3 separate regions of the Homo sapiens genome follow, and regions 1 and 3 are each linked to region 2. The links are chromatin contacts, found by Hi-C in ENCODE. All regions are on one chromosome and are shown on one strand. The core of a region is the stretch at or near the end of the contact, and the rest is flanking DNA. Distances in the headings are between cores, read along the strand shown.

The links. A loop is a pair of places that touch in the nucleus more often than their neighbours do. Pooled maps may share reads with other maps.
Region 1: a map of naive thymus-derived CD4-positive, alpha-beta T cell shows a loop between it and region 2 (10-fold over the local background). The contact joins the promoter of DDX10 here to the promoter of SIK2 in region 2. A Hi-C loop is called at or near these places in 1 of 168 maps with a recorded cell type or tissue (naive thymus-derived CD4-positive, alpha-beta T cell), 1 of 37 single-sample maps with no recorded cell type and 6 of 50 pooled maps.
Region 3: a loop to region 2 is called in a map of naive thymus-derived CD4-positive, alpha-beta T cell, with 6 times the contacts of the local background. The contact joins the promoter of USP28 here to the promoter of SIK2 in region 2. A Hi-C loop is called at or near these places in 1 of 168 maps with a recorded cell type or tissue (naive thymus-derived CD4-positive, alpha-beta T cell), 1 of 37 single-sample maps with no recorded cell type and 8 of 50 pooled maps.

The regions. Positions count from the first base shown.
Region 1 is chr11:108,663,716-108,666,415 of GRCh38, forward strand. DDX10 (DEAD-box helicase 10) reads left to right here and starts at 1,354. Exons shown (of 18, transcript NM_004398.4): 1 at 1,354-1,624. The coding sequence starts at 1,439.
Region 2 is chr11:111,601,093-111,603,792 of GRCh38, forward strand. SIK2 (salt inducible kinase 2) reads left to right here and starts at 1,357. Exons shown (of 15, transcript NM_015191.3): 1 at 1,357-1,606. The coding sequence starts at 1,472. RefSeq lists an enhancer at 743-882 and silencers at 973-1,412, 1,963-2,122.
Region 3 is chr11:113,874,175-113,877,165 of GRCh38, forward strand. It overlaps USP28 (ubiquitin specific peptidase 28), which reads right to left and starts at 1,398. Exons shown (of 26, transcript NM_001346252.4): 1 at 1,271-1,398. The coding sequence starts at 1,327. RefSeq lists silencers at 1,097-1,456, 1,477-1,636 and enhancers at 1,373-1,667, 1,657-1,906, 1,957-2,618.

The DNA of each region.
Region 1 (2,700 bases), core at 104-2,603, 2.9 Mb before region 2:
TACCCAGAAGTGAAATTGCTGGCTCACGTGGAGTTCTATTTTTAATTTTTTGAGGATGTATATACACTTTCATGTAATCACTCCTTATTGAGCTTTACTGTCTACCACATCTAGTGTTCCTGAGTGTGGAAATTCTCTTGTTCACCTCCTGTCCTCACTCCCTTCCAATAAGCCATGTCTTGTTTGGAGGATGGGCATAGAGTTGAGAGTAGTGATCTGGATATGTGGGGTTGGAAAGGAAATTTGAGAGCCCAAAATTCTGCCTGTGAACTTTGAACTCAATTTTCCAATCTCCTTTGCTACAGCTAAGCTCTCCCACCCACATCCGGTGTTTTCCTGGAGGCTGTAGGTAAATGTGTCAAAAAATTCAATTCATTGAAAGCCAGTTCACTTAAATGTCCAACTTGCAATAACTTTTCTATTACCTCCTTTTTTTTTTTTTTTTGACGGAGTTTCACTCTTTCACCCAGGCTGTGGTGAAGTGGGGCGATCTTGGCTCACTATAACCTCCGCCCCCGGGGTTCAAGCGATTCTCCTGCCTCAGCCTCCCAAGTAGCTAGGATTATAGGTGTGCACCACCACGCCTGGCTAATTTTTGTATTTTTAGCAGAGACAGGGCATCACCATATTGGCCAGGCTGGTCTCGACCTCCTGACCTCAGGTGATCCACCCACCTCGACCTCCCAAATTGCTGGAATTACAGGCGTGAGCCACCGTGCCCGGCCTCTATTACCTACCTCCTTACGTTTAGTTATCATTTTGTCTCCATAAAAGCATTTTAAGGCAAATTCAATTTGATTCCGTTCCAGTTTCCTTGCTGTTGCAGCTAGAGTCTGAGGGGCCCAGAGGAAAAGGAAAACCCAGAGGGGCATAAGAAGAATATAGAATATTCATTTTTATTCCTGAGGAAGTACAACCACCATGGATGGAAATCAGAAGTCACTAACTAGCTGTTTACTTCTGGGCAAATCTTTTGGCTCGTTGGCCCGAAAAGTGCAAAACGAGGGTCACAATTTTCATTCACAGATTGTATGTGTTTACACACATACTCACGAACGCTTAGCAAAGTTGAACCTGGAGCAAATGTGTTAATAGCCCTTAAAGGGTCAGTGTATGACGTCACCATAGTAACAACAACAGTGCGCATGCGTTTTTTTTTAAAGAGCCGGCGTGCTCCCGGCTCGGCTCAGCTCGCCCCCTTCCGTGGAGTGCTGCGCCCCCGTTTCCCCAGGCTGCCCCTCCCAGCAGGAGCCAATTCGCCAATCACAGCCCTCCTTTTCCTGACGTCATTGGCGCGTGCCCCGGTTTCAAAAGCTCGGGGGCGGGCTTCTGAGTTCGCGCATGCGCCTCTGTGCGTTTGTCCCATGCTGGTTCCGTGAGTCTGGCCTTAGGTGTCTCGTGTCTGGGGTTGATCCGAGCTGTCGCCGCCGCCGCCGCAATGGGCAAAACGGCCAACTCTCCGGGTTCGGGAGCCCGACCCGACCCGGTGCGGAGCTTCAATCGCTGGAAGAAAAAACACAGCCATAGGCAGAACAAAAAGAAGCAGTTGAGGAAGCAACTGAAGAAACCCGAATGGCAGGTCGAGCGCGAGAGTATCAGCCGCCTCATGCAGAACTATGAAAAGGTGAGGCCGGCGCTGGGGAGGGGGCTCGGGCCGGCCAGCAGCGGGGCAGCGTCTCACTGCGGCGAGGAGTTGCAGAGTGGAGGCGGCGGATCTGTCACCGGGACCCGGCCGGGAATGAGAGGTCACGCCGGGTGCCACAGCTCAAACCTCTGCACCGTTCTGGCCACTCTTCTGCTTGCCACACTGTTCCTAAAAAAATAATAGAAATGCGGCCGTACCTAAGGGTAGGGAGACTAATGCTGTAATAGCTACAGTCATATTCATATTAATAATACTGATGACAATAGTGGTAATAATGACACCTACATTTTTAAGCACTCACCATGTGCTTACAGTAATTGTTTGACTTGATCTGAGGTATGGATATTAATAATCCTATTTAACAGATGAGATAATTGAGGTTCTAAGAGGAATGAAACTTGTCCGAATCTTTCACGCTTAGTAGGTGGTGTGGAATTGGAAGCTAGATCCATGTCTTTCTAATCCCAAAGCCTTTGCTTTTAACCATGAAGCCAGACTGCATCCCTCAACATCATCTATGCTCCTTCCTGTGGCCACCTCATTTTCTCCACAGGCTTCATGTCCCCATCCAAGAATTGGCCTAGAAAAGCTGGACCGCTGGTCTGTTTCTGTCACCTATCATCCCCACATTGTAGCTGGTGTTCCCAGATGAGTATACCTGTAATGATCACTTTGACCTCCTGACTTCTTCCCCCAACCTCCAGACTCCACAGGTCTGTCAATTCCTCTTTTCCCTTTCCCTAAATCCCATGTTTGTTGGTCTTCACCCACATCTTTCAGCTTCTCAGCCCCCTTCTAGTGCAGTACAATCAGGGATTTAACAGATGGAACATTCTTGTAACTAAGGTTGCCATTGTAACAAATTACCACAAACTTGGCGGCTTAAAACAACAGAGATCTTGAGGTCAGGAGTTCGAGACCAGCCTGACCAACATGGTGAAACCCCGCCTCTACTAAAAATACAAAAAAATTAGCTGGGCCTAGTGGTGGGTGCCTGTAATCCCAGCTACTCGGGAGGCTGAGGCAAGAGAATCGCTTGAACCCGGGAGGCAGAG
Region 2 (2,700 bases), core at 107-2,606:
CACTACCACGCCCGGCTAATTTTTGCATTTTTAGTAGAGATGGGGTTTCACACAGGCTAGTCTTGAACTCCTGACCTCAGGTGATCCACCCGCCTCAGCCTCCCAAAGTGCTGGGATTACAGGCGTAAGCCACTAAGCCCGGCCCATTATTTATTCCTGATACTCAAACTGTCTCAGATTTGGTAAGGGGGGAGCACCTTCGAGCCATCTGCTTTCTTTTGACATATCTTCCTTGACATAGCCAAGAAATCTCCTTGCTTTAAGGAGCAGGATCTTTCAAGGGCATTTTATACTTTCCCTGTCTCTGCCCTCGAATGAGCCATCTCGCCACGGAGTCTGGCTCCTTTAGGTGGAGAATGGTATTTAGAAACCAAGATATAAAGGCATATGATACATCTCAAAATAGTGAGGTGTCACTGTCCCTGTTTCCTTGAGTCACATTTGGAAGCGTGGTGTGATTTATAATCCTACCTCGACTATTGCCTGTGTGACCTAGGCAATTCCCTTTATTCCTTGAGGTCTTCTTCGTCCTTTGGGGAAAAAAATTGGATTAGAGAAATATTTCTAAACTTTTTCAGAGTCACCAACGCGTTTGGGAATCTGACAGAAGCTACGGGTCCATCTCCCCAGAGACATGCTCACATAAGCAAAAACTGGCCTGTGTTTTAGGGGGTTCCAAACTCTGAAGCTCACATGAGGCTCCAAATCTCTGGATTAAGTGATCTCCAAGATCTCTTCAGCGCTGACATTGACATTCTGTGAGTCTATAAGCGACTGCACTGCTGTCAGAATGACTCCTCGGAGACATCAAAACGTGGAGGGTTTTATTATATATAGCAACGAGAAGAGAAAAGGACACAAAGAAAGGAGCCTGTGAGCAACGCATTGCTCAGCCACAGTTCTTTGCCGGTGCCAAATTTAGGACGCGCTGTACTTGTAGGTGAGAGGTTTTGGCGGGAAGGACCCCGGGTGGGCGGAGAACGCCGGGGCGGGGAAGGAGATCGCAGGCCGCATCCAGGTCTCTGCACCCCTCCGCACGGTCCGCCAGGGCTCGCTCTTGCCCTTCGCCTGGAAGGCCGAGGAACGGAGCGGGCCGAGCAGCGACCCCGCCCCTGGCAGCGGTGAGGCGGAGGGGCGAGGGGAGGGCGTCTGAGCCCGGAAGGAGCGCGCCGGCCAGGCTCGCGCCCCTCCCCGTGCGCCGTCCCCCACTCTCCAGCAGCCGACGTCGGCGGTGCTTCGGTCGCCATGGTGACCAATCCAGGCTCGGGCCCGCCCCCGCCCCCCTGCCCCGGCCCCCTGACGTCGGCGCACGTCAGCGGCGGCGCGCGCCTGGCTGGGCCCTGGGGAGCGGGAGGGAAGGAGCGAAGGAGCGAAGGAGCAAGCGGAGCGGCCGTCGCCCAAGCCAAGCCGCGCTGCCAACCCTCCCGCCCGCCCGCGCTCCTGTCCGCCGTGTCTAGCAGCGGGGCCCAGCATGGTCATGGCGGATGGCCCGAGGCACTTGCAGCGCGGGCCGGTCCGGGTGGGGTTCTACGACATCGAGGGCACGCTGGGCAAGGGCAACTTCGCTGTGGTGAAGCTGGGGCGGCACCGGATCACCAAGACGGAGGTGCGGCCCGGGGCTCGGCGGGAGCGTCCGAGGCGAGGGTTCGGGAGAGGAGCTGCTTACCGAGAGGGGCGGCCGCAGTGGTGGGACCGGGGAGACCCGAGAGGCCGCCTCACTGGCGGAGGCGAGCGGGCCTGGGACTGTGAGGACCCAGGAGGTGCAGGGGGTCGGTGAGCAGCGAAGGGATCGGGCCCGGGCACCCGGACCCGAGTGTCGTCCGACTGGAAACGCAACCAGCCGGGGCTTTGCTTTCCCCTACGCCACCCCCGGTGGCCACCCGGAATTTCGCCCAGAGCCCCCCACCCGGGCCGTGACCTGGTCTGTGGCCTCCGCTCCGGAGCCCAAGTTCCGCGTCTTCCCTGCTTTCGGCTGGGGGTGGGGTGGGAGGGGAAGTCTCGGTGTTCCCAGGCTGCGCCGTGAGAGACGTCGCCGGCCCGAGGAGGGGACCGCCTGCGCTTGGGCTCCGCGGATGGGGGATCGTGCGGCCCCCGTGACCCCGGCGCCCCTCCCCTGCCCGACGAGGAAGGGCCCCATGGCTGGGAATACCCCCACGGCCACTGTCCATCTCCTCTCCTTCCTTTTGGCCCAGGGTGTCTCTGATTTGGTGTCTGGCTAGCTTGATCTCTTGCCTGGGGCATTTCCATTTAATGCCCCAGACAATAGAACTGGTTAAAATGGTCATCTCTGCATTTGCACGGTGGGTGGATTGGTCTTCTACTTGTCTAGGGTTGTCACTGTACCAGGTGTGCATTCTGGCTGTAATACGCATTCTTTAAACCATATCAGATTCTGCCTCTACTCATAAAGCCCTCAACTGCTTCCTGACGGTGAATCCTGCACCCTCTTCATTGCACATTCTAATGCACCGCACATACTCTCTCACAAGTCTCTGTTCTTACCTAACCCGCCCCCCTTCCTTCCACTGCCTCAAGCTGCTCTCCTCAGGGTCTCTATTTTAAGACGTGCAAATTAAATACCTTAGAAGAACGGTAGAAACAAAACCATTCTTTAGAATAAAACCTAGTGGTTTTGACGTACTCTACTCTGCCTTATTGTAGTTCCTCCTGGAGTTTCATCCTTTTCCTGTTTGTTTGCCC
Region 3 (2,991 bases), core at 148-2,647, 2.3 Mb after region 2:
GGCGCGGTGGCTCACGCCTGTAATCCCAGCACTCTGGAAGGCCGAGGCGGGCGAATCACCTTAAGTCGGGAGTTTGAGACCAGCCTGACCAATATGGTGAAACCCCGACTCTACTAAAAATACAAAAATTAGCCGGGCCGGTGGCAAGCACCTGTAATACCAGCTACTCAGGAGGGTGAGGCGGAGGATGCAGTGAGCCGACATCGCGCCACAGCACTCCAGCCTAGGCAACAGAGGGAGACTCTGTCGAAAAAAAAAAAAAAAAAAAAAAAAAAGTGTCTCCATGCTAAATACTACTGGCCTTCCAGACAAAAGAGTAAAAAGGTATAAAAGGATTCTCACCTGAGGGTATCTGTCTGCCAGCTTTGTACGACAAATATAGTTTCTCATCTCCAAACTCGTATTTGAACAACTGGCACAGATTTCCCGTTTTCTCTTGAAAAAGTGCAGTACTTGAGGGGTGAGGAGGTGGTGTTAAGTTATAACATTCCGAAGTAACACTAGAAGACATGCTCAAATTGCCCTCTTCCCAAGTTTCTTCATACAGACATTAGCTTTTCTCTCAAACCAGGGTTCTTTCACTCTCACCAGATTCTTAGATCAGAAGTCCTTATATTGATTTCAATCTTCTTAGACATTGGGAACAGGAGATCATCATCAGTAGACTTTCTATTCATCACGCAGCTCCTCCCCCTCCTTAAAAATCTAGAGCGATGAAGGCAATAATTGGGGAGGCTGCGCTGTTTTGTTTTTAAAGCCGGGTTGGGAGGGAGGGAAGTGGTGGTAACTGGGACCCCTGGTCTTATAGAAGACGGTGATTAATTCCGGACTTTAAGTGAGATAACTTCGGTCTGCTTTAACCTTTTAAAAACGCCGCCATAAAACTGATTTAAAAGTCAAAGCAAAACAAAACCAACCAACGCTGCCGCTTTCGGAAGTTTCTCACCCCGGACGGGGCCCAGGAGGGCTCACCTTACTGATCCCTGCGGCGGAGAACCCCACGTCCAGCCCTTTATATTTGGTTTTCCAAAATCTGGAAATCCCCCTACAACTTCAGCTCGCCCACGGACGCGAAGATGCAGTCCTCAATCTCCGCGGCCCGAGCCCCGCAGAGCCCTTGGCCTTCTCACCCACGCTGGCGGGCGCACCCCCTGTCCCGCCCGGCCGGGGCGCCCTCCGCAGCCCGCAACCCGCAGCCCTGCAGGCCCCGCACGCTCCCCTCAGGGCCTGGAGCCCGCCCCCAGCTCCCGCTCGCCGCCGCGGAGCCCACCGAGCCGTGGCCGTCTGCCGCGCCGGCCGCGTCGTCCTGCTGCAGCTCCGCAGTCATGGCCGAGGCGCCCAGCCGCGGGTCACCGGTCTCCCGCCGCAGCCGCCGCCGGCCCAGCCTCTCAGGACTAGGCCCCGCCCCCGCCCTCCACCCCGCTCCGTCCCGCCCCCGCCCGCAGCGCGCGCCGGAGGCTTGGCCCACATGCCCCGCCCCCGGCATGCGCGCGCACGCAAGGCGCGCGGCCCGGGGCCGAACAGTTCTGCGTGCTCCCGCGCACGCCCGGCTGACCAGACGTCGGTCACGTGATCCCGGCCCCGCCTGTCGCTGTTGGTCAGCTTCACAGCCGGTGGAGGCTGCGGGCCGCGCTGCCAGTGTCCGGGAACTGGGTTTGCGAATCCTGGGAGCCGCGTTCCTGAGTCTTCTCCGCTCTCTGCCCTCAAAACCTCATTTGTAGGACTGACCTCCGGCTCCACCCTCCCCACGGGCGAGTTAAAACTGTTCCCCCGCCGTGGGAAACTGCCGAATGACCGTGGAATAAAGGATTTCCCATCAGGCTTTGTAGCCATTTCCAACTCCAATGACATGAAGAAGTGTTCACCATCTTTAAGGAGAGAAGGAGGATGAATGCAGTCGCTTGTCTAAAGCTAACCAAACGGACCAAAGCCTCCGTTCATGGGTGTCCCGCTTGGTGCCCTTAACCCTGATGCTCTTAACCTGGGCATGATAAGGAAAATTGCAGTTTTTCCATTTTCGATTTTCAGAAGTTCAAACTAAAATTTTGTGTTACTTTGTTACGTTTGAGCCAGATATTTACGATTTCATGTTAAAAGACCAGGTGCTCCTATTGAATTGTTTTTTGTTTGGTTGGTTTCGGTTTGTTTTTTTTTTTTTCTTTTTTTTTGAGACGGAGTCTCACTCTGTCCCCTCAAGCTGGAGTGCAGCCGCACGGTCTCGGCTCACTGCAACTTCCGCCTCCTGGGTTCAAGCGATTCTCCTGAGTAGCTGGGATTACAGGCACGCTGTACCACACCCAGGGTTTCACCATGTTGCCCAGGCTGGCCTCGAATTCCTGACCTCAGGTGATCCGCCCGTCTCGGCCTTCCATAATGCTGGGATTATAGGCGTGAGCCACCGCGCCAGGCCTGAATTGTATTTTCAACAACTGTGTGGGAATTGTGATTACTGAACCATGTTTCACATTTAAGATACAAATGTGTTATGATGGCAAACCCACTTGACAGGCTGCTGGGTGTCCCAAATCTGCGTAGAGGCTGAGTGTGGAAGCGCGTCTTTTAAGAGTAGCACCTACACCCTTGCCCTGGTCTGGTCTGACTCTCAAGCTACACTTTTAAGTGTGAATTTAACATGGACGGTGGCCTTTCCTATACTCCTGGCATTGTTGTCGCTGGGATTGTTATGTTTCACCTGCAGGCCTCCCTAGTCTGCATGCGGGCGCAGTTTTTGACAAAAGGAAACAGGTACAGGTCAGGTGCAGCTCCCAGGAGAGGCCAGATTACTCTCTGAGGCCTGAACTAGGACTCCTGCAACTTCCACCACCTGGAGATACAGGGATCCGCTTCCCCTGGCAGATTAACTGGCAGATTGGCATGGCTGCGGTGATACTAACTTGGAATCTTCCACATTCAACAGGCTGACTGTGTTTGTGTCTGCGAGTAGTAGGACATTTTATGTATGTGGCTCTGCCATTTTTCCTTTCCTCATGA